Linked DNA regions of Mus musculus: region 2 is linked to region 1. Evidence: chromatin loops called from intact Hi-C (ENCODE). Cell type or tissue: heart. All regions are shown on one strand. Each heading gives the region's core, and the rest is flanking DNA. Links, peaks and the distances in the headings are about the cores only.

Region 1 (16,173 bases), core at 5,509-13,508:
TCACATTCAGACAGTAGAAAAGCATTTCTTCTTAAGATGAAAGTACTTGAATAATTAGGAGAAATCATGTTTTATAGACTTTGCTGGCAAGCAGTTCTGGACCAAAGCGCAGGCTCCTCCTGAAGCCCTTATGTGGGAGAACTAGAAAGTGGGATTTGAGAGTGCAATATATGGAGAAGCTCTTGTTTCTAAAGGCTGGTAGCGCAGGAACTATCTAAAACAAAAATGATGAAAATGCTTGAGAGTCCATGTCACTTCCCAGATGTGAAGCTATGCATCTATCCATGCAAAGGAAAAGCCAAGTTGAGCCCTTTCTTCTGTATATGAACTATAAACAGCATTTGTTTACATATTCATCTATTTATTTCTTCAACTAATATGTATTGAATACCCACAAATTGACATGTTTCCTCCTTGGAATTCAAAAGGAAATGGCCAGGGAAAGGCAAAGATGAGATAAGAACTCAGTAGGCTGTCTTTTCACAGGAGGACCTAAGACATGGACGAGCAGAGTGTCCCGATTGGATGCCAGGTCTGTACTGGGACAACTGGCAGCATGCCATCCTTCCTGCACCAACTTACTTCCCCACACTGTCCTCCATTCCCATGGGAAGCTCAGAGTTCCCACACGTCCTCAGCCAGGAAGCTCAGGGTGGACACATCTGTGTGTGGCAGGGTGTGGCTGATAAGCACCAGCTGCAGGACCCTACTTGGCCCAAAGCAAAGCTTCTTGCCTTTCAGCTACCGCAGCAAAACCACAGACTGTCCCTGAACCTGACTGGAGCCAGCTCTTGCGGAGGAGTAAAGAGAAGAGTGACTAGGTTTCTTGGCAACCAGGTTCTGCAGACCTGATATCAGGAGCAGTGCCTCCAGAAGCTATGGAGGAGAGAGGCTTGACCCAAGAGGGAGGGATAGCTATACTTCCTTCTTTTGAAAATTATAACTATTAACACATATTAGTTATATACATAAGTGGGACTTCCTCTCTCTCTCTCTCTCTCTCTCTCTCACACACACACACACACACACACACATACACATGCTGCACATTGCTCACTGTTATTCCATACATGCACATGTGTCACACTTGAATCATACCCTTCCTCCTCCCAACCCACTTCCTTCCCATCCCTCTCCAGCCTCCCTTTCCCATTTCCTGATAATCTCTCTTCTACTTTCAGGTCATTCTATTTGAGGATGGAAGAAATACCCATACTTTCACTAAACAGAAGAAACAATAACAAAACACACACACACACACACACACACACACACACACACACACATTCTATCCATATATATATATGGATAGAATTCCCATTTTAAAGAAACTCCAAGGTGGTGCTCAAGCCGCTGGTCTATGAACAATACTTTGAATCACTAGGTTTTACTTTCATCTCCCCCAGGGGAAAAAAGTTAAGATGAGACAAGCTGGACCAAAGATAACATCTCAGTGTAGAGTAAGGAAGGACATGCCCCTGGGAGCTATCAGATCCTTTTTCTGTCTATCTCCATCCCAATGGAGGATGCAGGGCTTTTAAACAAAAATCCAGACAGAACAGGTCTATCCTCTCTATTAAGTAAAGTGTAGTTCAGAGCCACCATAATAATTCTGCTCGTGGGGGACAGGTCTAAAATGCTACAGACCATGGGAGAAGTGGAACAAAAGGCGTTGGTTGTGATTAGGGTCCTGCTGCTCGTGGTGTCTAAGGGCAGCTCTACCTGGCTCGTCTGGTGTTTTTTTTCTTTTGGGAAAGCAAATGACCCTTCATTGCTTACACCTGTGGTTCCCAACCCAGTAGCCCATTAGAGTCTGATACTGGTGGGGACTTCGGTTTGGTCTAAGGTGGGGTTTACACTTGGGTCACTTTTAGAGGTCCTCGGGTGAGCCTAATGTGCCACTGAGGTGGACACCTTCTCACTTAAGCTCATTCAAGCTAGCAGTCCATCACTGGGCACTTAGGAGGCCATCGGGCGTTCTCAGGAAAGAGGCAGCCTGAATGGGAAGGCTGGCATGGAGAAGAGTCGGGAGACAACGCACCAGCTTCAGCGACCTTTCTGCTCCCAACACTCTGCCATCTCTGAATTATGGGTAGGGCTCTGTCTTGTTTCGGTTTTTAATTGTTGCCAAGGAGTTAGTTCTTATTCCAGATTATATGTTCTTTATATGCAGGGCTCATTCAGATACCTCTTTCATCTCGGTAAAGTACCAGCCACTTCGCATGCGTCTGCTAGCATTTCCCCCCTCTCCTAGAGCCCCACCCCACCCCACCCGCCACGCACAAGTGATGGACGGGCATACGAGCCTGTGCCACAGTGGCTTAGCCTCATTCTTCAGATATGTCTTCGCTCCTTCCTCTCTGCAAATGAGGAATCTTTAAGACAACTCACTAGGTTCTCAGTGTGTGTTTTGGGGGAGGGGAGGCAGGGGAAGCTATACCAACTGTTTATTTTATAGTTCAGACCTACTTCTTAGTCAAGGATGGGTGGAATGTACCAAGAGTGGAGGATCAAGGGGTTTATGAACTCTCTTGCCACTTAAGGTTTAACAGCTTGTTCTCATGAAAGAGAAATAAGTGCTAGTTTTTTTTTTTCTTTTTTTCTTCACGTTCAGGCCCTTTTCTCAGAAATGCAGTTGCCCGTGGAAAACTGCCACTCCCTCACAAGTTCTTAACAGCTGTCAGCCCCAGAGCAAGTAATTACCCTCAGCCTTCTTGTTGGATTCCAGTGATAGTCCCTGCCAGGGGCAGGGAACAGATGCAAAGCGAAGCACCAGGAGTTGACGCCTCCACGAGCTCTCTGGGTGGTATCCTCTCCATGTCCCTCAGGTCTGATTCCAGGCAGACCTTCGGCAGTGCGTGAATCATCCTTCAGGGTAGGCAAATGCAGATCAATAGAGCCCAGCAGAGAAACTTAAGCACCACAAGGGGCTGAGCTGATGGCCGTTTGCTTTGTCAAGAGAAATAAGTACCTGGAAGTTCACTAACATACAGACAAATCTGCTCAAGTATAAACTGCCTTCATTCTTTGTATGCGTGGCTGAGGTGAGAGCTTTGGCATATGTAAGAGGCAATATGACAACCAAGGAATCCAGAGACGGACTATGGTCTTCAAGATCTTATGTCACCACTTCATGTAACCTGGGACAAGTCAGGCGACTTGTCTGTGCCCTTAGATTTCCATCGCTGGATACCTACCTTCTTCTAACAACATTTTTACAGTCCACCAAATTATTCATTAGAGAAGGTCGGTAACCCTCAAATAACGTTATGTAGGGAACTAATTACAGTGACTGGAAAGAATGGTAGGGGGCAATTTCCAAGGGACTTGAACCTACACTGACGCGGATTCTTTTATTTCATAGAGATTTGGCAGGAAGAAGGGGCTAATGGTGAAGAATTATCACTACCTCCTAAGTGTAAGCTTGGTATATGAAACGACTTTCCCTTTGGCTTAATGAGTTGAAGAATCCATATCCTAACTCCCTGGGGATTTTCAGGTGTCCTCTGTTCCCACCCTCTCCCTTGCGCATGGTATAATCTCAAGGCCATTTCTCTCTGTAGGCATGGAAAGGACACAGGTGTTGGGACAGGGATGGGCCAGTCAAGCCCAGAAGTTGTTTACTGCATCAGCTGAGAGGGCGGGAGGTGAGTAGAGGGCACTGCCTGGCTAGGGTGCCCCTCCGGGGCTATTCCAGAGAGAAGGCATCCAGACATGCATCCCAGCTGGCCTGAATCTGTTTCCTCAGTGATTGATTTTGCCATCTGACTCCAGAGGCCTTGCATGCCAGGGGTAATAGAGACGTCTTTCAAGAGTGTGCTAATCCCACTTCCTGGAAGGGTTTCCAAATACCCCTCTTCACATTTGTACACTTGGCTCTAGATCTTTGTGTTGATAGTCTGAAAGCATCCTTCAGCGTTACAATGGCATGGGGCTTCTATGTTTTTCTAGAATGTGAAGGATCTAGAAACCATGGATTTTATACTCTTTGATTCCATGGTGTTAGTGTTGGTGCTTGCCTCTCGCCATAATGTAGGCATTAATGAACTCTTTTCATTGTAAGATTATAACTACATCCTTTTGCCCTTCTCTTTCCTCCCTACAAATCCTCCCATGTTCCCTCCTTGCTTTCAATTCATGACTGCTTTTTCATCAATGGTTGTTTCACAAACACACACACACACACACACACACACACACACACACACACACAAATACTACCAAATGGTCAGCCCTTAAAAAAAAAAGGTAATAATATATAGACTGAACAGGTTTTAATTATGTAAAATGTATATATTTTAAAAGTTATTCTATTTTTAGTTATGTATATGTATGCCGGTATGTGCAGATGTCTGTAGGTACCTATGAAAGCAGAAGAGGGTGTTGCATTCCTTCAGCTAGAGTTACAGGTTGTTGTAACATCTGACATAGGTGATGGGAACTGACTGCAGCATGGTGAATCCTCTTCTCCCTTGCGGCTGCTAGCCTGCCTGCAGGAAAACTGGAAGTCCCAACTATTCCGCTCAGCTCATTGGCTGCTTGCATCTTTATTGATCGATCAAGAACACATTGGGGAACAGGACCTTCAGTGTTCACAGGCAGATTCCAGATCAAAGCATCAGAACCACTCCCAAGGGCCCGCAATGACGCACTTCCTCCAACAAGGCCACGCCTCCTAATAGCGCCACCCTCTGGGCCAAGCATATTCAAACCACCACATGTGCGATAATTTTGTCCAACTATAGACCTAGTGTTCTGGGGACACTAAGCTAGGCAAGGCTAAAATATGGTTCTAATAGGTTAAGAGTATTGGATGCAGTTCTGACTCAATGATGATTTTACTGGCACACGGCCCCCTCATACGTGGAGGATCATCTGTTTGTGTTTGTATACTTCTCACTTAGTAACTATCAGAAGGGCGGGGAACAGAGTGGTGCTCACTCTCATGCTCTCGGCAATTGACCGTGTGAAGTTCTGAACATGCTGCAGGGGGTTTTGAATGGCGGCTTGCAGGAACTACATCACAGGCTTTTAGTCATTTCCAGGAAGGGGAGACCTCCAGGTCAGCATGTAAAGAGCCAATAGGTATTAAAAGAGCAGTAGGGGAGAAACACTTGACTCCATCTTTAGATCTTTAGAGCTGGAGCTAACTTTCATTGCTGAATAGCAATTTTGATTAAATTAGCTTTGTGTCTTCTGTATTGAAGTAATCCTACGATGCTTAAACTGCTTAAGCCATGTTCACTATCTACCTATAAATAAATAATAAAAAATAAGTTCCATGATAAATAGAGTATACATACATACTCTTTAACTTTTTGAAGTGTATTATTTAAAACAGAGCTATGTTTTGTTTTGTTTTGTTTGATGAGTTAACACACACGTGTTATATGATGTAGTCCATGAAGGATAGCATTTTTATTTTTCCCCAGAGATTACCAGGCGGCATTCACCATACATCACAGAAAATGCCAAGGAGCTCTGGACTTTCTAAATCAAATGCAAATAAAAACCAACTTAAGAAAGCTTACCTGGTTAAATATACAGAAATTTTTCTTGGACCTAACAAACTTTTTATTTGTAGTCGTTTCTTTTAAACTGCTAACAATACTTTATTTAGTTGCTTCTGTTTGTAATTGAAACCCTGGGAATTCAAAATTAATGTCCTTGCCTACGGAATTCTTGGACACACCAGGAATAGTCTCAACCTTCTGTGCAATGCTGTTCCACGGTACTCTGTCTAAACCAACCTTTATGGGCTGCTGACATCCTCTTACCCACAATTTCACTTGGGAAGACCACATTCTGAAGGATGGCACACTCTGGGGGCATGTTTGCCTATCTTTCATATGGCCTTTTCAGTCTGGCTTCGGTAGAAATCTCCTCAGAACAGTCAAGAGTCCATGCTTCCCAGTGAACTTTTTCTCCAGTTCCCACACTAACTGGACATAGATTTTTCTGGAAAGATTCCAGTTGGTACAAAAATTGTGATAGCTTTCAGACCACCACCAGCTTCAATTTCCTTGGCTGCAGTGATGCTGAGTTCCCGCCAGCTTTGTTTTGCAGCCTTTAAGTAATTCCTTGATATATCAAGGCAAGAACTCAGGGCTGGAGAGATGACTCAGTGAATAAAGATGCCTCCCACCAGGCCTCACGACCTTAGCTCCATCCTCAGAACTTTCCAATACAGAGCATGTGACTGTGCCTAGCGTAGGACCAGCAAGGGTGTAGGGTTCCTGTCTGCTGCCCTAAAGTGGGTAAATGCCTTGAATCCTTCTCACCTTCATTCATACTTGTAATCAATTGTGGACCTGCATTGTCTGGAGATGTGTTCATCTCTGACTTGGAAGGGTTGTTTCTGCTTCTTCTTGCAGGCAGCTGCCTGCCTGCCTGGGGACTACCTGGCCACTCATATCTCACGACTCACAGCTCTCTACAAGTGGATCTATCCATGTCTGCCTCATTCAGAACCATGAGCCTCTTCATGTAGGGATATTGCTTTTCTGTTTCTCCCTAGCACTAAGCAGGTGCCTGGCCTGGACTTGCTCAATAGATGTTTCTGGAATAAAAGAAGAAATTGGGCAATGTTTTTGGCTCAGGTAAAAATATTTCTGAGAGACACTTTTTTTTTTTTATAGTGTTTTTGTTAGCACAAACTTTGTGCCAGAAATTCCTTAATGGGCCACAACTGAGTGCTTTATGTGCAAGTTAACTCATCCTTGTCTTATAATATTTCTGTTTGAGATTATTTATATATATATATATATATATATATATATATATATATATATATATATATACACACACACACACACACATATATATATGAATGATCTGGCCATATAAGGAAGTCTTTAGTAGCCAAGTAGAATGCCAGTCACTTAAAACCATTATTTTAGTAGCTGAAAGCTTTTGTTGACTTAATGGGGGACCTTTTGGAAAGACTTCAGCCAAAGCAAAAATGGGAATTAGCTCAAATAACAGGGGAGTCCAGGAGCCCTTCATTTTTCACGGACGGAGACAATGGTTGCTAAGGCATTGCAAGCCAGGTAAAGAAGAATGCCCCTGTACAACTCCACCAGGAGGTCCTGAGAAGGAAAAACTGTGGCTATCTTCACACATCACTCTTGCGGGGACCTGATTCTGATAAGCCCCAATGTACGTGACCTGGGTGCTCCCTAGAGGTGTGTGGTCAAGGAATGACACATCCCAAGGATATGTCTGGGACTTTCAAATCACTAAGTATCTCCTTGTGCTGATATCTCTGCCTGAAATCCCTTGTGTGTGTGTGTGTGTGTGTGTGTGTGTGTGTGTGTGTGTGTGTGTGTGTGTGTGTGTGTGTTGCTGTGAATGCATCACAAGGCTGAAGAGAATGGGGTATCTCCAGTAGTCACCATTCCACACAGGTGGCATGCAAAAGGAAAGACACACAGTACTGTGCCTGTGCTATGTATTTTGTGCTTATTCCTTGAAAGAAACGCTCCCTTGAGGAAGACAGCAGCAAGCTCCAGGATGAAGGGGACCATCAGCTCCCCTTGCTGCTGCCCTGGTCACATCTGCAGTCAGCCTCACAGGCTCATCTTTATGCATCACTCACAAGAACAGGGTTGGAGCGGCTTGTTGTTTGGTTTGTAGGAAATCTTTCCTGAGGCCATCTTACTTCTTACCCTCTCTCCTTGGCTTGCTTTTCCTTGCTTACTTGGAGAGCTTTTTCAGTCTCTCCCCTTTCATCCTTGGCTCCCTCGTTGGGTTTTCATCCCAGGGTGTGTCTCGGGCTCCTGGTTAGTAACAGCTTCTCTCTCTCTCTCTCTCTCTCTCTCTCTCTCTCTCTCTCTCTCTCTCTCTCTGTGTGTGTGTGTGTGTGTGTGTGTGTGTGTGTGTGTGTGTGTGTGATTTTGAGTTGTGGCTAGCTTCGCACGTCACTCCTGTGGGAGCCTGCTTCTGATAAGCCCCAGTGTACATGACCTGGGTGCTCCTTATGGGTGTGTGGTGAAGGAATGACACATCCCAGGATGTGTCTGGGAATCTCAAGTCACGAAGTATCTCCTTGTGCTGATGTCTCTGCCTGAAATGCTTTTCTCTTGCCAGGCTACACACGTTCTCAAGTGTCTACTCAGGCCTCTCTTCCTCCAGGAGGCTCCTTGTCGCCCACACTGGCCTAGATACAGTACAGCCATTCAGGGGGCTGTGTAAACTGGGAGTCAGGTCCAGCTGGGCAGTGGACAGTCTTGAGTGTCACGTGTGTTTTGAACCCCAACTCTGAGCCCCACTGTGCCCATATGAACCCCAGTTAGCCATTGCTACGTTTTCTATCACATGCCTGTTTGATGTTTTGCTAACCTTGTAATTAGGAAACTGCTGGAAAGCAGGGATCTTTTCAGCTCTGTTCCTAGTGTCTGGAACATATGTAGAGCATCTCTAAGAAGTGCTTAAGGAATGCTCCAACCCTGGACTCAGTGTCTCTTAAGCTTATCCTCAGGTCCCTGTTGCCCTTGGCACACATATCTTTCAATGCCCCATTTTCATCTATGGATATGTGTCACTTCCTCCTTACACTGTCAAGTTCCTGTGGTAACTGACTGTGCCTTTATTAATTTCTGTTACCAGTAATTTCAGTTACTGCATACTGCAGTAGGTGGTCACTAAGTATAAAACAGATCTGTAGACTTACCTCTCTTTAAGAGATGAATGGAAGACTGTTCTGCTGCTGTTTGTTTGTGTCTCCTGAAGAGCCTGGTTCTTTTAATACTAATTAAAGCCATGTGACTTTTGTCAACACTTGGCTTGGATGTTCCTTAAATATCCTTGGGTTGCAGATGATTGAATAGCACAACTAGACTTCCTGCTCTTAAGATGAGTAGAACAAACCCAGAGTCAGTGAACACAGTCTGGGAGTTCCCTGTGTTTCACTGACCTCTTGTCCTGTGTTATGTCTTTGCTGGAGAATGGGAGGAGACTTTGAGCCAAAACCTCAGAGTGGTGATACAAGTGAGTGAGGCTAGTGTTTGGTCCAAGAGTAGGGATAAGGTGGCATCAGGTCCACGTTTGGTAGGGAAGAGTCAGAAATGGAATCCAAGAAGAGGAACCCGAAGAAAAGAAACGAGAGAGTGCCTCAGAAAGGGGTCACCTCAGGCAACAGATGCATCATCAGCATCAGAGGACTGATGGAGAGAGACATCCTTGGCCGTCCCTGGCCTGCCTTTGTAGGACAAGATGAAGGAAGATAACTTTCCTGTTCTCACAGTGGAGACTCTTCCTCACTTGGAATGAGGCTGAATCCATTTCAATGAATCTGGTTAAACAAAGCCCATGCAATGCAGCTAAAAGAGCCCAGCAGAGGCTCTAGTTACGTGGCAACCTTTTCTGCCCATAGTGTGGCTAGCATTCATAACCAGGCCAGTTATAAAGACTGGGTTGAACCCAAGCAAGGAAGAAGTGGGTCCAGGCCTCTACTTATTTCTCAAGTCCAGTAGATTTAGTAGAACTCATAAGTATGGAGAAACCAGACCCAAGCCACCTTCCTCTCGGAAGGGGATGCTTTTGTTTCCAGCCAGCTTACGTCAGTGTAGAAGATGAGGCCCTGATAAAACAATGTCTTTATTTCCTATGTATATTTCTTTGTTCCTAAAAGAGCACTAATGTGTTTTCATGTCGTGTTCAAAGAAGAGATTGTCCTGGAGAAACCGCAGCTCCCTTGGAAGGGCAAGCAGGACATGAAACCCTCCTACCGACCTACTGCTCTCTCTGCTAAGCTAAGAGCAGGGCTTCCTGAGCCAGGGCAAGCTTTCTGGTTCAGGTGGTTTTTGATTAGAGCAATTTTTTTTAAAGATTTATTTATTATTATATGTAAGCACACTGTAGCTGTCTTCAGACACACCAGAAAAGGGAGTCAGATCTTGTTACGGATGGTTGTGAGCCACCATGTGGTTGCTGGGATTTGAACTCTGGACCTTCAGAAGAGGAGTCGGGTGCTCTTACCCACTGAGCCATCTCACCAGCCCGATTAGAGCAATTTCTATTCAAAGAATGTACACACACGCTCACCCAAAATCAATGAAGTCAAGGGAGGAAAACTGAAATGAAAATGTAACCAAGAGCCTGGAAGACCACAGTAATTCTTAACATTTAACTTTTTTGTTGTTTAAAATATTTGTGTACGCAGTATCACTTTTTGGGCAAAATGTGAAATACGTTGCACATCATTCCCAATGTCTTCCTCTCTGACGCTCCTCACCTGCACCAAATGCTAAGCGTGCAGTCTGAGGGCCTAAGAGAACACAAAGTTATCGACAATGGGAATGGGGCATTAATGGGATTCCCCTCTCATCTCCCCACCCCGAACAAGTGCCTCTGCCCAGGCATTTCCATGTCGTTTGCTGGCGTACAAATATAACCCCACATTCTTTTATGAAAGCCATAAATGCAATAAAATAGTTGCTTTGGGTTTTTTTCTGGAGGCAGAGGAGAAAAAAAATGTCAAGCTCTCATTGTCCAGTGTTCCTAACAGGCCCCTTTTGTGTGGCTGGTATGACTTTCCCCGCACAAAGTTCTTAAGTGCAGATAATAGCTTAAAAGGCTATCTGAACTCATTCTGTTATGTAGATGAAAGAAAGTCTTTAAAATTAATCTATGGCATCTCTGGAAAAAAAAAAAAAAAGAGGGCAAGCATCCAACTCATTTCCTTGGCCAAAATAGTGAGTGAAGGGGACAAAAATGCCTTCGTTCCCGGGCTCCAACAACCAAGCTTGGCCTGGCACCAGCAGTGGTCAGTGACCAGGTTCTTCTTTCTGCCCCGTCACTGTTGAGATGGGCACAGCCCACTGTCACTTGATGTTATCAGGGTGTCTGATGAAGCCAATACCATGTGAAGCTTGATGGCGGGCTCCGTTCCTGTTTTGTAACACAACATTATTTTATGTGATACAAATATTTAATTTTTAAAATAATGCCTTCTTAAAAAGCTAGAAGTCTGTTAGAAGATTGTCTAAACCAAGGGAAGCAACTGAGAAACTCCGTGTGTCAACTTAAGATGAATGTCCTGGGATACAGTCAGGTATGTTACCCCAAGGTGGCAGCTTTACCAGTCAGGGTGTGGCTCCAGATATTTGTATCATGACTAACATTCCACTAAAAAAATGAATGTGCTGGGCAGTGGTGGCACACGCCTTTAATCCCAGCACTTGGGAGGCTGAGGCAGGCAGATTTCGGATTTCTGAGTTTGAGGCCAGCCTGGTCTACAGAGTGAGTTCCAGGACAGCCAGGGCTACACAGAGAAACCCTGTCTCAGAAAATAAAAACAACAACAACAACAAAAAAGCAAATGTTACCAAAATAAGATAAGTGAGTTAAAAACTTTCTGAACAGATGACATCATTTAAATTGGTTTTGTCCATTAAAGGTCTTCAAGTGAAAAGCACTATAAAGTAGCCAGTTATCGGCATGAATAAGCAGCAGTTATGCAAGTCAATACTGTTTCTATATGAAGAAATGAAGTATACTAAAATAAAGATTAATCCATAGAATTTCTGTGTCTGTCCATCTGTCTGTCTCCCCCTCCCCTCCCCATACTTATTTAGTGCTATGCCCCAATTTGATAGAGTTAGGACTGTTTGCCTGGCCCTGATGGTTCCAGCCTCGTGAAAGGGATTAACTGCCTTAGAAAAGAGAGTTCCTAGTCCCTTCTGCTATGTGAGAAGGCGCTGCCTGTAAGCACCAAGTTCTCACCACATGATGGACCTGTAATGCCTAGGTCTTGAATTCGCTTTTGCTTGTTTTTGTGTTTGGTTGGTTTGGTTTTTTCGAGAAAGTGTCTCTGTGTAGCCCTGGCTGTCCTAGAACTCACAATGAAGACTAGGCTGGCCTCAAACTCACAGAGATCGGCCTGCTTCAGCCTCCTGAATGTTGGAATGAAAGGTATGTACCACCATGCTCAGCCAGTTTACAGTTCTTTTGGTTTAGTGCTCTAAGACTACAACTAAGCAAGACTTAGCCATGCCAAACCTAGATGGATAATTGTAAAAGCAATTGTTTATTATTGCTACTTATTTTTTTTGGGGGGGGTGTACAATAGCAAATTTAAGTACATGGAAAACTGTATACTATATTTTCACTTGTTTTACTTTGTTTTCAATGCCCCAGTATTGTCTTTTTTTAAATACTTACTTGCTTTTATGTGTATGAGTGTTTTACCTGCATGTGTGTCTGTGTAGCACACGCACACTCCGTGCACACTCCGTGCACACGTTCTCTGGAAGAGCACCTGGGCTCTTCACTGCTAAGCTCTCTCTCCAGCTGCTCTCAACATGATATTCTTACAGAAATAGATTAATTGAATGCTACTCCTAACGTTTGCACCATGCTTACAATGTAAACAGCTGGTGGATAATGTTTGATGAATGAGTAAATGAGCATTTGAAAAAAAATGTGCATTAAAAAGAAAACCGATATTAGGAAACTCTATAAGCTTTAAATCTCTACTTAAAACTCATCAAAGGAGGCTCAGAAAGATGAATACAGCACGTTCTAGCCCAAATGCAGATCCCTGCTTCTAGTTGTTACATATGTGTATTTACGTGGGTGTGAATGTGAATGGAGGCCAAGAAACTAGAACAGGGCCTATGAGATAGGGGGAAAGAATCTTAAAGAGAGATGGTTGGGGAGGATAATAGAACACATGTGAGATATATATGTGGAACAGAGAATGCTGGTGGCCCAAGGGAGTGATGAGGGATGGTGGCCAGCCAGATTGGTGGGAATCAACCAAAATGCCCAACCACCAAACTAGTTTGCAACTGACCCCACGAGGAAACCCGTTACTGTGTTTACTAATTAAAAATAAATTTTACACGACTGAGGGGAAAGCTTAGAGGCTAAAGCACTTGGCAAGGGTGAGGACTGAGTTCAGACCCCCAGAACCCACGTAAAATCCTGGGTGGGCTTGGCAGCTTTCTTATAACCACAGCTTCCAAGGCAGAGGCAGTAAGTCCCCAGAACAAGCTGCCTACACTATCCACGTCCATATGAGGAGTGTGGGCTTGGGAGACTTTGCCTCAAAGAATAAGCTGGGAGAGTATGCAAGAGGATTCCTGGCATCAGCCTCGGGTTACCACATGCGGGCACATACAATTATACTCAAACTCATATGTCCACACACATGCAGAATACACACACACACACACACACACACACACACACATGCGCGCGCGCGCGCACACATGCCACAAAGACAAGCACACACAAATAGAATAATAAAAGTAAATATTTTTCAAAGTTTGCCGAGTTGTGCCCCTAGCCAGGCTACTTGGTCAGAAAGTTCTCTTAAGTGTTTAACATAGCACTTATTAAATAAGACTAAATCTCCATCTAGGGCCTTTAGTGTTTCTAAGATTTCATCAATTTATAGAATGCTTTTAATGAAAACAAAAAATCTGGATTAGCCCACATAACAGTTTAAATTATTTTATGGATAACCTTACTTAAATATAAACATAAAACTAGTTACATACCTCTTGGTCTTTTGACCCTCAGATATAAAACCATTTTAAATATTCATAGTTTTAGGATCCTTAAATTCAAATGAGCACCATGTTAACTGTGGCAGATGATGGGGTTCTCTCAAACCTAAATGGCTTGTGTGGGGCTGAACAATAGGAAGCTGTGTCTGCTTCGCACTTCGGTTGCTGACTTGATTCTTTTGATCTTGGTTATGATGGACCGTCACTGCTCTCTTCCTGGTTGTCAATGCCTATATTTCTGTTTTTATCCACTGATCTGCTGTTAGCTGTCCGGTCAGTTTAGCATGTCCTGTATACAACACTGTGTACAACGTGGCTTCAACGGTTTAACACAATTTCCTTTTGAAACCCAAATGTGGATAATGAGCTCCAGGCAGCATATGGTTGCAAGCTGGTCATCCCGGTGGCCTAGAACGTTCTTGGATTTCTTTTCTTAGATCACTATCCAGAGGAAAAGCCCAGGTTTACGTGCTTTCATTCCAAATGTATCCATCTCAGTTTGAGAAATGACACTCTACCTTGTTTGAAGTAGTAATTGTTTGTTGATTTCTTGTTTAAATATAGTAGCAGAAACTGGGGGGACCTTTTGTAGTTGTTCCAAACAAGCATTTGATCTGTAGTTCAGCACCAATCATTGGCACTGGTCCTTCTGTGAGGGACAAGCGCTGTTGACCCTATTCTGCAGGTGAATCCACTGAAGCAGACACAGCACTCCAGGATGAAGTGAAATAGTGATGCGATTCAGGTCAGGGGTCATTGTTGTGCCCAAGATGGTGTATTGGATGATAACCGAAACCACCCAGCCATTGATTTGCTAACCATCCATTTGACTTTGCCTGTTTTTGTGAGGATGGCTGGATCAAACTTCTTGGTGTTTCAGGCCACATTGAGGAGAGCAACATCTGGGACCCGGGCTAAATGCAGGCTCTCTGCACCTCACTCCCCCAGTCCCTATTCAACTACAGGGCTCCAAATGGAAGCTGATAATCAGAGATGAGGGGGAACCAAGCCTTTTGGTGTTACCTCTTCTAATTACAGGCCCCCAATGGGGCAAATGCGTACCATGGGAAGCTTCTGGTCTTTCCCAAGTATCCTTGAGCAGCCTGTGGAGCCCTGCAGGTAAATAGCACCTGAGGATACATGGCCTCAGCTGTGGCATGTGGAGGCACAACCCTCAGGTATCTGGGTGGGAACTTCTCTCTCTTAGTCATAAAGAGACTAGAGAGATTGTTTGTTGTTGTTTTTTAAATCACAGTAAGTTCTAGCCACCTCCCTAAGTAGCAAGAAAACATCACCTTAGCCATAATTACAGTTCTAACCAAAAGAAATCACCAGAGTATAGGCCACCAGAAAGGTTGTACAAAATCAATTTGTGAGTGTTAAATAAGATAATAATGAGTACTGAATACACACACACACACACACACACACACACACACACACACACACACACACACACACAGGGCTTCCCTGTGCTTGAGGCTGTTCTGAAACTCAGCAGACTGGCCGGAACTGGAAGAACATTCCGTAGCTTGTATTAGTAACATCACTAAGAACTAGAATCCTGCTTTTAAGTGATCAGACTTGTGCTGTCTGCATGGCTGAGCTAAGCTTCGGAAGCCTAACCAGTTCATCTTCATCCTGTACTTATGGTCTGTAGATTCAGGTTCCCCGAAGTGGGATTTGATACATCGAAGAAGCTTGACTTATGATTTCTAGCAGGCAGCTTTTTGACATCAGTCAAAGTTGGAAAGCCAAATATTTATAAATATCTTCTGACATGCACAAAAAGGAGGATGTAAGCCTAACAGTTAACAATGCTTATCTCAAGGGCGTGGTGTTGGACATGGTAGAAAATGTCACTTTCTGTTTCATATACTTCTATTGTTCAAGTTTCTTTGTTTAATAAGGAGTATGTGACTCAGACCTTACAAAGCAGCACCGTTTTCCTTTAAAGTAATTTTGTTCACTTGTAAAAAAGAAATTAAACTGGATTCACACTCACACCAGCCATAGATAAGATTCAAGGCACATGAGGATAAGTTCATTTGAGTTGATGGATGTTAGGAGGAACCAGAATACAAACCAGGTAGAGCCTTTGTCTACAAGGCTGATTTTTATGTTTCTTTTCATTTGAATTCCTGGGTCGGGAAGTATGGTACATTGCCTGGCACGGAGCGCCATCACTGTGCCCTGTGAAAGCAGAGAATGCAGTGTGAGTGAGGAGGCCTAAATGCTGGCCGTGAGCTGCTTCACCTGCACCAAAGCATTTGCTCTGCAGCTTCCTGGTCTCTGGGCGGATAGGTCCGTGATGGTGGTCTGCTGCAGGACCCCACGGGGTCTTGAGGATGGGGTGGCTGTTGAGAGGTAAGTATGCTACTTTCTGTCCTAACTGGGTTTCCTGTGGGAGATGTTTGCTGAGATGAAGGAGATAGACTGTTTGGTTCTGATTCTGTCACTCATTCTTTATGGGCCTTAGTTTTCTCAAGACAACACATACAGCATTGAGCTTTATGTCAGCTCTGTTTCTCTACATCAAGTAGCATCAAGTTTCTCTGACCTTTAGAATTTCTAAATCAAAAACTTTAAGCCACGAGTATCATACAGTTCCTTTGCCATCTTTAAAAAAAATGAATAAACAAACAAACAAACAAAAAAC
Region 2 (16,173 bases), core at 3,884-11,883, 54 kb before region 1:
ATTTGTGTCCTCGCAGCCTCACTGAAGCTACGGCTACCCTGGACTTTTCTCCTGTGGGGAGGGTGTTTGTAGCTTCAGCCCTGTGGTCACTTGGGGAGGAAGGGAGGAGGATGCCAGAGATCTCCCACCCTAGGGTACTGGGTGAGGTCTGGGGGAGAGGCGTGCTCTGTGTGCCAAGGGGCCTCTCCTTCTGCTTCATGCTGAGCCAGGGTTGTTTGTTTGTTTGTTTGTTTGTTTGTTTGTTTTCTCAAGGACTTGAAATCCAACCTCTCCACGGCTTTCAGGACAGAGCTCTAAACCAGATGCCCAGGTTGTACTTTCTACAGATGGCCCAGATTTCCCTCAGTCTCTCAGTCAGCCTCTCTCTCTCTTCTTCACCCCTCCCTCTCTTCCTCCCCCCCCCCCACCAGCCACCTTTTTATGTGCTCTGATAAACACCATTTTGTTTTGTTTTCCAGCTAAGTATTGAATCCCTTGGGCAAATTGGAACTGGAGAAGATGGGAGAGTTATATTTTCTAAATCTGTTTCGTTTACAATCCTCCTAATGATCTAAAGGAGAACAATGCCAGAACTGGCCGGGATTAGATCCTGGCTGTTTAATCAAGTGCACACCAGCCTAGTCCAGCCTCAAACCAGAGTGAGTGGGTGCAGAAGTTGGTGAAAGCCACCTTTATCTGATTAGGAACACTCATTAACATTTGAAAAGCAAATCCATGCCTCCTCTCTGCTTCTACTTGTCTGCTTGCAGGAAGCTTGTCCAGGCCTCGATTTTCCCTTCCAGAAGATTCCTCGTGAGGCGTGTTTTTGCACTGGCCAATGAAATTAATCACCCTCATCTCTTGTATAATAGACTGTCTAGAGGGTTGTAAGAGATGCTTTTAGCAGCTGCCCAGCTACAGAGGGTTGGTAGACATTTTCATCACATGCAATGGAACCTATGGACCACTCTTCTCTGCAGCTGCCAAGTCTTAGCTTCTCATGTCCATGATGACATTTGTCTGGCCAAAGTCATGTTTTCTTAAGAGGAAAATGGGAAAAGCTGGGGTGGGGGAATAGTGTCATCAGTAAGGTGCTTGCCTTGCAAACAGAGAGGACCAGAATTCTAAGCTAAGTACAATGGGACACTCTGGTTATCTCAGCACTGAGCAGTGGAAACTGACAGATCTTGGGCTGGGTGAATTCTAGTCCAGTGAAAAGCTCTGTCTCAAAAACCAAAATAGATGGTACCTGAAAAGAAAGGACCTAAGTTGACCACACACATACTTGCAACACACACACATACATACACACACACCATATACATGCACACACACACACACAGAATCAGTTTCTTAGTTTGTAGTTTGGGTAGAATAACATAGTATTTTTTTTAAAATCTTGTGGTTTTATGTTGCTTTTCTACAGTATTGTAATGGGACATACGTAGTTATCAGTCCCTACTTCTTGCAAAGGGACGTTTAAGCTCATCTTCTTCATCCAACATTGTTTCCTGATCAATCAGCAACGGCACCATGGAGGAGGAGCTCAGGCGCCCTGAGTCCACAGGACCACACTTGGAGAACTCTTGTCCCTTACATTTTGAGTGTCACAGAGTTAGACAGCCCGAGATCCCATGTCTTCCCACTACCACCCCCATCTTATGATGTGAGGACAGATTTGAATATCTGAATACATCCCCACTCCCTACCCAGTCTCTTCACCTCCTAGGTTCATCTCAGGAGAAACGAGTCTTGGTCCTGAGCCCCAGAGAACCTTGCCCTGCTTAGCTGCCCTGAGTTGTGATTCTATCTTTTTTTTTTTCTTTTTCTTTCTGGCATTCTTGATGGCTATAGCTTTTAATGGGAGTAGGAAAAAGAGTGAATTCACAGACTCTTAAAACTAAATTAATTTCTGTGTCATTATGACAAAATACCCTAGAGAAACAATTTATGGGTGGAAGATTTATTTGGGGTCATGGTTCCGAAGTTTGAACTTTGTCATGTACAGGGAAGCACAGTAGAGTGGCTTGGTCCGTGACAGTGGGAGCATGTGGCAAAGGCTTGGACTAGGAAACAGAGAGCAAGACTGAAACCAGGGGCCACATATAATCTCTGAAGGGTTAACTCACTTCTGTCGATTAGATCCCACCTCCAGTGGCCTCTCAGCCTCCCCAGTAGTGTCACTAAAGACCACCTATTGAAAGCATGAACCTGTTGGAGGATGTTTCAGATTCAAACCACAAGGTTCTGTCTCAGTTCCTAAAGGCTCATCACTATCTCAAAATGAAAAACGCATTTAACTTACTTCAAGAGACCTCTGGGTCTTAGCAGTTGCAACAGTATTCACATAGCCAATGTTAAGGCTCTCTGAGACCTAAGAGACTTAACTATGAGTCCCTGAAGAGTAAGAAAGAGTGGTTCGGATTTTCCATGTGCAATGGCACAAGTGTCCAGTCTCATTCCGAACAGGTCGAGAACAAGGAAAGACCGAACGGAAGCAAGACCAACCCCTAGCAGGGCAAACACTAAGTCCTTCTGTTCCATGCCTGGTATCCTGGACACAGAGTTTCATACCATATGCTCCAGTGGGTATAGCTAGCCCCTCTCCTTAGCCCTGCCACATGGCCTTTCTCTTGGACCAATCCTACCTGGTGGCTACATCTTACTATGGCAGATGCTCCTGATTATTGGAATTGACATTTTAGGGGACTCGATTGCAACTTGGGTTTCACCTCCTGACCTTTACATAGCAAGGATTCCCTGCAAGAAACATGACCTTGCTGTACACTAACTAGTCTTGCAGGAATTTTTCTAGAATCTTGGTCCAAGCCCATTTTGCAGATGTGCCTCCTGTATTGGTTTGCTTTCTGTTGCTGTGATAAACACTATGACCAAAAGCAATTTGGAGAGGAAAGGGTTATTTCCTCTTACAGCTTACAGTCTGACATGAAAAGAAGTGGAGACAGGAACTCAAGAAGGAACCTGGAGGCAGGAACTGAAACAAAGACTACAGAGGAATGGTGTTAACTTGTTGACTTGTTCCTCATGGCTCCATCAATTTGCTTTCTTATACAACCCAGGATCACCAGCTCTGATGTGGGATCACCCATAGTGGGATAGGCCCCTCCCACCTCAATCATTAATCAAAAAAATATCCCACAGACTTTCCTACAAACCAATCATATAAAGGTATTTTCTCAATGAAGGATGCCTCTTCCCAGATCAAGTTGTCAAGTTGGGGCAAAACAAACAAACAAACAAAAAAACAACAAAACGCTAACCAGCATACCCGTAAAACAGCACCATTTGGGCAGTTCAAGATTCTGTGGACCAGCCGGGCGGTGGTGGCGCACGCCTTTAATCCCAGCACTTGGGAGGCAGAGGCAGGCGGATTTCTGAGTTCGAGGCCAGCCTGGTCTACAAAGTGAGTTCCAGGACAGTCAAGACTACAGAGAAACCCTGTCTCGAAAAACCAAAAAAAAAAAAAAAAAAAAAAGATTCTGTGGACCATAGTGGCTCTCTGAGCGTCTGTGAAACTTGGTAAAACATGTTACTAGAGACTTTTCTAGGCATCCTCTGTATAAACTGAGAATCCCTGAGGCTCTCACTTTTTAAAGGAAAGTCTTTCAAATGGAGTCTGGGAGTCCTCAAGGCTCCTTTCTTATTGTCCCAGGGTGAAGTGAGAGGCTTATTTTATGACACTAAACTCCTTAACAATTCCTACTGCTTTGTCTGCACTGGCTTTGCCTGTGGCTTTAAGTTCACATGTGCTCTCCAACTGTGCGGTTTTTGCTCTCTCCTTTTTGTTGCCAAGTGTCACTGTAAATATGGCTAAAAAGGAACCAGACTGCTGGAGGAGGATTATCATCAAGAGCCTCACTCAGGGGCTGGAGAGATGGCTTAGTGCTTAAGAGCAGTGACTGCTCTTCCAGAGGTCCTGAGTTCAATTCCCAGTACCCACATGGTGGCTAACACCCATCTGTAACTGTAGTCCCATGGGATCCAGTGCTCTTTTCTGTACATGCAGGCAAATAAATAAATAACTAGCCTCACTCAGCTGTGTACCCCAAAGGATATACTACCAATCTGCCAGGCAGGATGTGCCTACTGGCTGGTCAATGCCACTACAGCTGTGGGGTACTCAGTCATCTTCTTATTGGATCTGAGGAGCCTTCCAAGGTAGCTTACACATCTGGTCCTGTAAACCTCATCTCTCTGGTGGGGGCTGCGGGGGGGGGGTCATAGGTCTTAGTAGGGAAGCAACTGCTATTATTTTGCTAAATGGGTATGAGATGCCTGTCAAATTGCCTTCTAAATGCTTTTTGCCTATGCTCACAGATTAATGTTGCTGTCAGGTTTGCTTGGGGGTGCAGATCACAAAGTGCTGAAAATATGTGATTGTTGAATGTGCAGCACGAAAGGGGGCACTTACATCAGCTCTGTGAGGCTCAAGGGACATCAAAGAAGAGAAAGCGGGAAGAAAGTAAGAGCTAGAGGAAGGGGTGGGGTGTTGACAGAGAAATGCTGGCCTCTAGGCTCCACATGGCTTTTACAGTCTTGACTTCACATCAGGTATTACCTGCACAGGTCCTAGAGCAGATGGGGCAGTCAATACTCTGTCATGGAGGGAGAGGGCCTCTCAGACCCGATGCCCCCTTGAGGATCTATGAGCAGCTAGTGGTGGATTTTTCTCCAGTGTGTAGCCACTGGCAAGTTGTCTGTGCTCCTGTACATACACACTTCTGCAAGTAACTATAATTACACCCATTGGTGCATACACACACACACATACACACACATAGAGAGAGAGAGACAGAGAGAGACAGAGACAGAGAGACAGAGACAGAGGGAGGGAGGGAGGGAGGGAAGGAGGGAAGGAGGGAGGGAGGAAGGAAGGAAGGAAGGAGAGGAGAGGAAAGGGCTGCAGTAAAGTAAGAGGGGAACACAGTATGGTACTGAGGTCAATATAATTAAAGTATATTATTCACACGTATGAAATTGCCACAGCGAACCCCATTATTATGTATAACTAACATACGCTAATAAAAGGTTAAATAAGGAAACAGGTAAGAGTCGGGGGGGGGGGGGGGTGGAAGAAGCCAGCCACAACCATGCTGACTGCTGGGTAGCATGGAAATCTACTCCAGCAAGTAAGTTCGTCTGATATTTTTAAAGCCTTCTTCATTCAAACTTCCAAGACAAGGGCAGAATGTAGAGTTTTTCTCTGATGTCCCCTGGTCTGATGCCTAGCAGAATCCTGGCTTCTATCCAAATGCCCGTTGGCACACTTGACTACCCACACATCTGCTGACACCCTAGTCGCTTCAAGTCCCATCTAGTCACCCATCAAGCATCGACTACAGTGTTCTGGGGTTTCCATAGCCCATAGCTCCAAACTCTTGTGAATTCTTTCCACAAACTACACGTTTATAAAGGAATGGCCCTACTTGTACCAGCTATCCCTACTACTCAGGTTTCTTTTTTTGTTTTGTTTTGTTTTACTGTGACAAATTCCCTGACAAACAGTCACAGACAAAAACACGTACTTTGGCTCATAATTTCAGAGAATTATAGTCCATCATAATGGGGAAAGCATGGCGGATGCACAGTGGACATACGCACGGCAGAAGCACGCACAGCGGATGAACTGCGGCTGCGTGGATGCACTGTGGCTCCACAGGGATGAACAGCGAATGCACAGAGGTGCATAGCGGATGCACAGTGGCAGTCCCATGTAGTAGGAACAAGGAAACAGACAGCAGGACCAAAACCAGAGTTCAGCAATAACTTGGTAAGGCCTGAGCCTATGACCCATTTTCTCCAACCAGACACCCATCTCTTGAAGGTTCCACAGCCTCCCAAAATAGTGCTACTTAGCTGGGGATTGAACTTTCAAAAGGTGAGCCTGTGGGGACATTTCAGATTCAAACCATAACCTATTGCTTCATAAATTATAAATGAATTATAAATTCTCAAGTCTCATTCCCCCACATCTAAGCTATAGGGAAAGAGAGCAGGCTTATTTTTAATTCGACTACCTTTATAAAAGTATGAATTTCATACCATGCAAAACTTGTATATAGGTGTCTGCTTTTTCAAGTGCTAAATTCTAAAATGAAATCTAACATGAAAAATTAGTATGCATGAAAAGTGTACTTCCATACGGTTGTCCAACTGTCTAGAGACAGACAAAGCAGATGGGTGTTGTGCTGACGACTGTTTAAGCTGAGTAACGGATGTCCAGGTGTTCTTGGTCTCCTGAGTTCTTGTCATTGCAGCTTTTCTGTGAGTTTGACATCCCCCCCCCCAAAAAAAAAGTTCTTTTAAAAATCACCATGGAAGGAAAATGGGCCACAGCTGGGCTGTGAGTGGCAGGGCTGTTTACTGGCGGGAATCGTCTTCTCAGCCATTTTCTTTGTTGCGCGTGTGGTGCAAATTTAGGTTTTCACTCCCAGACCCTTTGAAAATCATTTCCTGGAATAAATCCTTTTGAGGGGTTTAACAAGAACAAAAATTGGAGGGAAAAAATCATGCTTAATGCAATAATTCTCTCCAAATTGGTAGCATCAGGTTGAGCAGATGATGTAAGGAATACCTTTGTAATTATGGAACGTCCTCACTAATATTTACAGTGAAATTTCCCCCAAGAGAGAAAAGGAAAGGAGAGAAAAGGGGCTCACATTCACATAGATTTTTTTCAAGCAGGCACAGTGAAGGATTTCTGAATGTATTATTTCATTGACCAACACAAGTTCTATGAGGCTAATTTTACTATCTTCGCCCCACTACTAAAGAAACAGATTCAGGCAGGGGCTGTGTCAGGCCTAGCCTGTGTGGCTAAGGTCAGAAAAGTTCATCTTGGGGCTGGGAGATGGTTTGCTGGTTAAGAGCACTTGCTGTTCTTGCAGAGAGTCTGAATTTAGTTTCCAGCACCTACTCTGGTCAGCCTATAATCATCAGTAACTATAGCTCCAAGGGATCCAACACCCTCTTCTGGTCTCCAGGGTCCGCACGCGCATGCATGCACACACTCATGCACTCAAATAAATTAAAAAAAAAAAGTTTTGAAGGAAGTAAAACTTCATCTTACCAGTTCAAACAGCAAGGATGTTTCCTATCTCATAGAAGAGGAGTCTGGGAAGGAGAAGAAAGGGCAGTAAATGGGGAGTCAGCCTGCTGTAGCCACCGGCTCTGGCTCAGAGGGAGGTGTTCACTGTTTACCATCAGCTGGCGCTCAGCCTGTGTTTTGTTTTGTTTTGTTTTGTTTTATCCTATTTTAGTGCCGGGGCTCAAAGCTCCGCACATGCCAAACACATGCTCTATGCCGAGCGACATCTCTTCCCTCCGCCTGTATCTTAATGGCCACATGTGATTACTATTAAAGAATCCAGGGCTTCCAGAAAGCTTTGAACGAAGTCATTGCTTCTTAAGAGGAACATTTACTCATACTATAAACTTGTGATTTATTTTCTCATCAAGATTAAAGTTATTTCAGTGTTTTTACATTGAGTTCATTGGTTCGAATTATACCATTACATATAATCTTACATCATTTTGCTTCTTGGCCTTATTTAGAAAATAAGGCAATTTCCTGGTCATAAAAACATACTCATTTTAAGTTAAAAACAGTTCAGTGATTTTTTAACATCTTTCCTGGTTAAAATTACTTTAAAAATAAGGATAGGACTGGAGAGATGGCCCAGTGGTTAAGAGCAATTATGGTTCTTCCAGAGGACCTGAGTTTGAGTCCCAGCACTCACTTTGGGTGGCTTACAACTGTAAGACTGGAAATCTGATGTCGTCCTCTGGCTTCTGCAGGTACCCACCTCTCCCTCCCTCCCTCCCTCTCTCTCTCACTTATAAAAATAAGATAAAAATAAATAAGGATGTTGCTAGTCTTCCTGTAGATAATCCCTTCCTTTGCATAAAGCCATTCATCTTGTAAGAAAAAAAAATTGATGTCTTTCAAGCCAGCACCATAAGCACATTGTGAACATTCTTCAGAAGTTCACATCTGATATCCTCATCAAAATTCTAATGTTTTCTTGGCAGCCCGTCTTTATTAGACTGGCTTCAGTTTCTGCCATTTTCCTAAGCTTCTGCCCAGTGTAGTAGCAATCGGGAAACCTCAACACCATTTTTAGATTAGCTGATAATTTGCTCTGCTCTTCAGCCTCATTTTGTGAGAAGCAAATGGTTGACCTTGGTCAGAGATGAAAAACAGGCTTTATCTCAAGCTCTCACTGTGATAAGCAATGCCTGCCTATATAGTTCTGTGACTGATTGGTGATGTCTGCCCTAAGAGTGGTGGCTGACATAAGTCTATGTTTTCCCAGAACATATAGTAGTTGAATTTTATTGGTTCACTAAAAAATGGTTTTACTGAAGCATATGATAGGTGATAACTGCACATATGGAAAGTACAATTTGATTTGCTTTTCATACCTATCCTTCAAGTCATCACTATACTAAACTAGGTGTGTACCCATCTCCTTCTAAGGTTTTGTTATACCGTTTGGCAAGCTCTCTTCTGTCTCCAGGTGTACTGGCTGGTGTGTCAACTTGACACAAGCTGGATCTATCACAGAGAAAGGAGCCTCCCTTGAGGAAATGCCTCCATGAGATCCAGCTGCAAGGCATTTTCTCAATTAGTGATCAAGGGTGGGAGGGCCCATTGTGGGTGGTGCCATCCCTGGGCTGGTAGTCTTGGGTTCTATAAGAAAGCAAGCTGAGCAAGCCAGGGGAAGCAAGCCAGTAAGAAACATCCTTTCATGGCCTCTGCATCAGCTCCTGCTTCCTGCCATGCTTAAGTTCCAGTCCTGACTTCCTGTGGTGATGAACAGCAATGTGGAAGTGTAAGCTGAATAAACCCTTTCCTTCCCAACTTGCTTCTTGGTCATGATGTTTTGTGCAGGAATAGAAACCCTCACTAAAACACCAGGTTTTCCAAACCCTGGAAAATCTTTAAGCTGTTTTTTCCCCACTATGGACGAGCATTCTTTTTCTAGAATTTTTTTCCCTCATTTTCTGTAAATAGACACAGGTAGTGAATCCCTTTGGTTTGCTACCTTTCATTGTGCTGTAGCTGGGATGCATACAAGTAGCTACATGTATCAAAGGTTCCTGCCTGTTAATTGCTAAGTTGCTTTCAGTTACATTGATACATTACTACTGAACAAACAGTGGGACACAATTTGTTTACTCCTTCATATGTTGCTGAATAGTTGAGCATAGATTTAGGTTATTATGGATAAATTTCTAGTGAGCATTTGCATACGTGCCTTCTTTGTAGACAAGTTCTCATTTTTTCTTTTGTAAATCTCTAGAAGCAGAATGGCTGAATACAGAGGTTAGAGCATACAATTCACTTTTTAAGAAGCCACCAAACTGTTTCCCAAAAGGATTATGCCATTTGGCATTCCCATCAACAGCATCTAAGACATTCAGTGTCTGGTGTTGCCCCACCAACGGTTGGTCAACCCGTGGTATGCTCAGTATTTTTAACTTTAAATGTTTAAGATATGTAGTGGTATGTTGTTGTTTTACCTTGGTTTCTCTAATATTGATTATGTTGGTCATCCTTTCATATGCTTTTATTTTTATTATAATAAAAAATACATAGCATAAGATCTATGCTATCACACTTTAACATGTATGATACAGTATTGTTAATCACATCCGCACGGGTGTGCAGGGTTCATGTGACTTTTGGGCTGTTTTCTGTAATGAAGTACTTGTTCAAATCTTCTGACTACTTTTATGTTCACCCCCTTGTTACCTATCACTAAGACAGTTTTTCTGGTTTTGTTTTTGTTTTGAGATAGGGTGTGTGTGTGTGTGTGTGTGTGTGTGTGTGTGTGTAGCCCTGGCTGTCCAGGAACTTGCTCTGTAGACCAGACTAGCCTCAAACTCACAGAGAACTGCTTGCCTCTGCCTCCTGAATGGCATTAATCAATTAAAGGCATGTGCCACCACCTCCCATCAAAATGTCATTTTCTTACCCAGGAAGAATCAAGAGGAGGAGGGAAAGAGAGGGACCCTGTGACACTGTTTTACAGAAATGCTCAGTGTCTGAACCCAGTCCCCAGGCTTCTATGGTGAGAGCTTTTACCCACTGAACCATCTTTCCAGCCCCTTAGCATAAGCTTAAAGAAAGGTTTATTCATTTATTTTGATGTGTGTGTGCCTTGCATGAATCTATGTGCACCATGAACAGGCAGGTATACCTGGAGGCCACATCCTCTGGAACTGGGCTTTACAGACAGTGTTCGCTGCCTGATGTGGACTCTGGGAACTGAACTCAGGCCTCTAGAGGACCAGTAAGGGTTTTTAACCAATGAGCCACCTCTCCAGCCCTTGTCATTTGGTTTTTTGAATGTTTTTGTTTCACACTCAAGTATTACATATTTTTGATGCCATCATAAATGTCTTTTAATTTTTTTTTTTTTTTTTGGTATTAGATTTCTTCTCATATGTTGATCCTGTGTCTTTGTCTTGCTAAAATCACTTTTTAGTCTTAGCTTTTCTAGATTCCATAAATTGTTTTTTTAAACAGGTGATTATGAAATAAGGTAGCATGTTTTCTTTTAAAATGTGGATGCTTTGAACCACTGATGTCCCTGTACGGCTGCGGGAGGACTGAGTTAGCCAGAGCCGGGCTGACTCCATGACAAGCTGCAAATTGGCAGTTAGGGAGACTAGGCCTAAGTTTCTGTTTCCCAGAAATGAGAACATGGATCCAACTGTGATGGGCTGTGGGCAGCCAATCCAAGGATGCCTTGTCACCCCGGGAAGTCCCCAGAGACCTAACCAATCACAAAAGCACCCATCCAGACAGAACCAACCAATCAAGGGAAGGAAAGATAAAACTCATCCACTCCTACCCTAACAGGCTTTAAATTGACCCTGCAAAGTCCACACCTTTATCTTCCCTCTCTATGCACTGTAGACCCCTGCATGCTGGTTCTGTGTAGAATAAACTCGGGGACTGGAGAGATGGCTCAGGGGTTAAGAGCACTGACTGCTCTTCCAGAGGTCCTGAGTCAAATCCCAGCAACCACATGGTGGCTCACAACCATCCATAATGAGATCTGATGCCCTCTTCTGGTGTGTCTGAAGACAACTACAGTGCACTTACATATCATAAGTAAATAAATCTTTAAAAAAAAAAAAAGAATAAACACTCTTTGCTGTTGCGTACTATTTGAGTCTGGGGTATTATTCTTCGATGAATCACAGACCCTAACACTAGCACTTCAACCATGATGTTAAATAGCAATGGTGAGATGGACCATCCTTACCCTTTTTCTTAATTTTGGAGGGAAAGTGCTTAGTCTCTGGTTACTGTGATGTTAGCTAGAGGATTTTTTTTTGCCATACATATATCCTTTGACTTCATATCATATTTTGAGAGTATTTATCAGGAATATAAATTGGATTTTTGTTAATGTTTTTTCTGTGTCTGTTGAGATGGCCACATTAGCTTTCCTTTTTGTTTATTAATACAGTATTTTGCTGGGATTTTTGTTGCTGTTAAAAAAAAAATACATGATAAGAATAGCCAAAAGAAGGCTTAGTTTGCCACATAGTTTCAAGGGCTTCAGTCCATGGCTGGCTGGCTCTAACCTGGGTGTTTGATAAGGAAAACCATCATGGTAACAGAAGTGTCCACACACCAGGCTGCTTCAAATGATATCTGGGAAGCAAAGAGAGAAATGAAGAAAGAGGGTCCAGAGCCCTTTAGAACCTAGCACCAACAACCCACTTCCCCCAATAAGACTCACATCCAAGATTCCAACCTCTTTCCAATAACACCATCAGTTATTAATCTACCTGTGATTACTCAGTTGATTAAGTCAGAACCCCCCAGGATCTACTCACCCCCTCCCCAGAGACTGAGCGAATGCAGCAGGTGGGCAGGAAGCCCTCAACACTTGAATCTTTTGGGAGGACACTTCATATCCAAACACCAACGTTTGTGCAGTTGTGCTGTTGAAGTTTTGAATAATGAACAGGCCATGTTTGCATTCCTGGGTCCATCCTCCTTAGTCATAACAGAGTCGTCTTCTTTATGTGGTTGGATCTACTTTGCTAACATTTTGGTGAGAATTCATACATCTTGTTTATGAAGAATGCAGGCCTGTAGCTTTCTTTTCTTGTCATGTTTTTGTCTGGACTTCCTTTCCTTTCAGGTGCTAGGATTGGAAACTCTCTTCGTGTGGTTAGTGGTGGGAGTAGGGGTAGGTTGGGGGTGGGGATAGTGAGAGGTAGGAGGGTGGGTTGGGGCGCTGGTGGCGTGGGGGTGGAGGAGAGAGCAGAATTGTGATGGATGGGGGTGTGGGGTGGAATTGGGGGGCTAGGGAGGTGGGGGTAGGAGTGAGGGGCTAGGAGTGTATGGGGTTGGGGAGGTGAGGAGTGAGAGGGTGGGGGGTGGGGTGTGTAGAAGCATGAAGTGGGGGTGGGGTGGGAACCTCAGGGTTCATCTCCTCTTTTATCCTGTTCTTCCAGGAATCACTAACCTTCACTGGCTTATGTGCAATGTGTAATAATATAGCTATTATTTCAGATATTTTTCCTGGGTTTTCAGTTGCTTTGAGTAGAAGAATAAATCTAGTATCTGTTCTTTCATCTTGGTTTGTTTTGGAAGTCTCCAAGGGTAAGTTTTACAAGTTAATTTAACATTGTAATTCTTGATCTCCAAATGCCTCTGTTGGGGTTATTTAAGATAGAGTTCAGTTAATTAAATTATGTTTTTGGGGGTTTTTTGGTTTTTTTTTTTTTTGAGACTAAATTATGTTTTTAGGTTTTTTGTTTCATAGGGTTTTGGGTTTTGTTTTGTTTTTTGGAAGTCTTTTAAAAGGAAAAAATTCATTTGTGTGTGGAATGTGTGTGTGGTGTGTATGGTGTGTGTGTGTGCTGTGTGTACGTGGTATATGTGGGTGTGTGTGTGTGGTATGTGTATATGTGTGTACACCTAGTGCTCTGGAACTAGATGACAGGCAGTTGTGAGATGCCAGCCTGGGAATCAGACTGGAATCCTTTGGGAGAGCAGCAGAAGGCTCTAAATCACTTGGTCATCTCTCCAGCCACCACAAGTCTTCATTCTTATACTTCCTATGCTATAGGCAGGCTTTGGCAGAATAAACACATTTTTAAAGGCATTCCAAAAAGTTCCCTCTCTAGGTAATGCCTAAAATTTCAATATTAGACCACCTGCTTTGGAGAACCATTCTTTTCTAAGCTTTTCTTCCAGATCCCTCTCAGGGAAGTTGTTGCGTCCTAACTATCCTAATGTGCCCAAGTCATTCGCTGTTTTTCTCTTCTAAGTAACAGGAGCAGAACACTTGCATCAGGAGTAAAGGAGGGATGACCACTCTGCTTGGAGCAAAGCACACACCCCACTGGCTTCTAAAGGGTCAGTGTCTGAAACCAGGTGACTCTCAGCTTCCTTCAAGCCAGAGGCTACACAGAGCTAGGTGAGGTTTCAGGTACAAAATATGAGGACTAACTCAGGTACAAAACACTGGTGAGTTTTACAGAACGAGCCTCAGGATAGAAAGTCAATGTTCAGTCTTCCATCAATAGATGAAGAATCATCTTGGGCCTAAGAATTAAATCTTATCTTGGTGTTCATGATGGCATTTGGGTTTCTAGTGAAGGATTCGTGTTCTTGCTGGGGGGAAGGGGGTAGTGTGCTCCCTGAATGTTACACTGGACCGAATTACCAGAAACTATGCTGCTTGCTTCCTTCCTTCCTTCCTTCCTTCCTTCCTTCCTTCCTTCCTTTCTTTCTTTCTTTCTTTTTAATTAATTAATTTATTTATTTATTTATTTATTTTTGAGATTTATTTCTTTTCAGTATAAATGATTGTGAGCCACCATATGGTTGCTGGGAATTGAACTCAGGACCTCAGGAAGAGCAGCAGCAGTCAGTGCTCTTAACTGCTGAGCCATCTTGCCAGCCCCATAGTTTTACTTTCTACATAAGTAAATCGGAGATCAGTGGCTCTAGGAACCCTTAGCCACATAAACAACAATACAACATCAATCACTCCAGGTTCATATTTTCCCAGTGGTGATTTTCCAACTATGTAGAGAAAGAACTAAAATTCCAATTCTAAGAATTCATATCTTAGTCCTGACGCTGACACCTCCCAGATTGTAGTAGGTTTGTTTATTAGTTTGGTTGTTTTCTACAGGAATCTCAGCAGATCAAAACAAAGGACTCATGCCCTGCAGCTAGATCTGATCAAGGCAGACTGGGCTGAGTCTTTCACCTGGGGGCCTGATAAGCAGATACAAGCCCTGCTCCAAGCCATTCTAACTTTCGAAGGTTTGAAGTGGAACTTCAGACCTGTCTTTTCTTTGGTTGGTTGGTTGGTTTTTTTGTTTTGTTTTGTTTTGTTTTGTTTTGTTTTGTTTTGTTTTCGAGACAGGGTTTCTCTGTATAGCCCTGGCTGTCCTGGAACTCACTTTGTAGACCAGGCTGGCCTCAGAAATCCGCCTGCCTCTGCCTCCCGAGTGCTGGGATTAAAGGCGTGCACCACCACACCCGGCTTCTGTCTTTTCTTTGTTAACCAGATAGATTTTTTTTTTTTTAATCTGTTGAAGTTTAGCTCTGGTTCTGCCTCCCAGTCCGATGCTCCCGGAAATAAGACTCAGACTTAAATTATATTTACAAATACCTTGGCCATATAGCTAGGCTCTACTCTGACTAGATCAAAACTAAAGATACCTATTTAACCTACACTCTGCCACATGGGTGGCTGTGGCTGGTTACCTGTGCTCTGGTACCCCTCCCGCCTCTATTTTCTGCCTAAGCCGTAGGCCATGGATTTTTTAATTGACAGGTGAGGTATCTTGTGTACCTTACACAAGATACTCTCTCCACAAAAATCTAATATTTTATTAATTCTTTGAGACTTGCATACATAATAGAATGTATTTTAGGTATATTCACCCCCATTCCTCTCAGATCTATCTTCATGTCTCCTCCTGTCTTCTCTCTCTCTCTTTTTTTTTATAACATACTGGGTTTTATTTATTTATTTATTTATTTATTTTTGCTGTAAAGAGACACAATGAGCATGTAAAGTTGCTTCATGAAGAAAAACCTTTAATTGGGGCTGGCTTACAGGTTCAGAGGTTTACTCTGTTATCATCATGGTGGGAAGCATGATGACAGACATGGTACTGGAGAAGGCTCTACATCTGGATCTGCAGGCAGCAGAGAGAGCGAGCCACCCGGTGAGGGTTGAGCTTCAAAGCCTGCGCCCAGTGACACACTTCCTCCGATGAGGCCACATCTACTCCAACAAGGCCACATCCCCTAATACTGCCACTCCCTATGAGCCTATAGGGCCCATTTTCATTCAAACTATCATGCCCATTCAGTTCCGTTTATTCTGTCCTTCCAGACATCCGTCTGGGTCATCCACTGCAGTTTGGTCAAACAAAGACCACACCCATAAGAAAACTGACTCCCCGGCCGTTAGCTCCTTAGCTAGGGGTCAGAGTTCATGAGCCCCTCCCACCTCTGCACCCAGCCTTGTCTTTAAAAAGCTCTGGCGTCTCTGATGTGGACCTCACTTTGGAAACACTGACAGAGAGCTTTCAGAGATGCAGTGACTCTGCCAGATGCTTCAGTGTCTCCCAGGAGGCAGGTTTTGCAGTGCATGGAGAGGAACCAGCTGGCAGAGAAAGGTGGGAATGCCATTCTGGGAAGAGAAGCCCAGTGCTGGGGCTCTGGTGACCATACTGTCTCTTCCTGTGACTCTTTGTGCATGTGTCTCAGGTGTTAACCACTCCAGCCCAGAGTGCCAAAGTTAAACAGCCTGGGCTTTGTGGAGAGCTGGGAAGCCGCCTCCTGTGTTCACAGTAGGTTTGGAACTTGACCATGCTTATCTACCGAACAAGGCAGGACCTGTGACTGGCTGCACAATTAGCCAAGATGTTACAGTGCTCCCACAAAAAGAGGTGACAGCAAGGCCAGCCAGGGTGTCATAGGAGAGCCCTGCCTGTGAATAATGAACCAGCGCCGGGCCTGAGCTTGGCAGCCTGTCTGTTAGCCTGTCTGTTAAGACACTGTGAGAGCCTGTTGGCAAAACCTGGCATTCTGGGACAAAAAGCTCAGCCAGAATGGCCTGCTACATTAGACAGGAGACAAAGAAACCTGGCCCAGGCTAGAGGCACTTG

What was found. A loop is a pair of places that touch in the nucleus more often than their neighbours do. Peaks named below come from ENCODE experiments on the same cell type or tissue, not always from the same donor. Only the 100,000 strongest peaks of a DNase experiment are listed, where the experiment ranks them.
Region 2: it touches region 1 in a loop (3-fold over the local background); 3 of 42 quality-filtered maps call a loop at or near these places.

What each region holds. Positions count from the first base shown.
Region 1 is chr2:71,756,599-71,772,771 of GRCm38, forward strand. It overlaps the pseudogene Gm13739. Among named protein-coding and RNA genes, the nearest start is that of Gm17250, 14 kb to the left of the region's middle. In heart, for the core only: no CTCF peak of the experiment used is centred there; a DNase peak (open chromatin) is centred at 9,673.
Region 2 is chr2:71,703,828-71,720,000 of GRCm38, forward strand. Platr26 (pluripotency associated transcript 26) reads left to right here and starts at 15,590. Exons shown (of 4, transcript NR_037979.1): 1 at 15,590-15,681. In heart, for the core only: no CTCF peak of the experiment used is centred there; no DNase peak of the experiment used is centred there.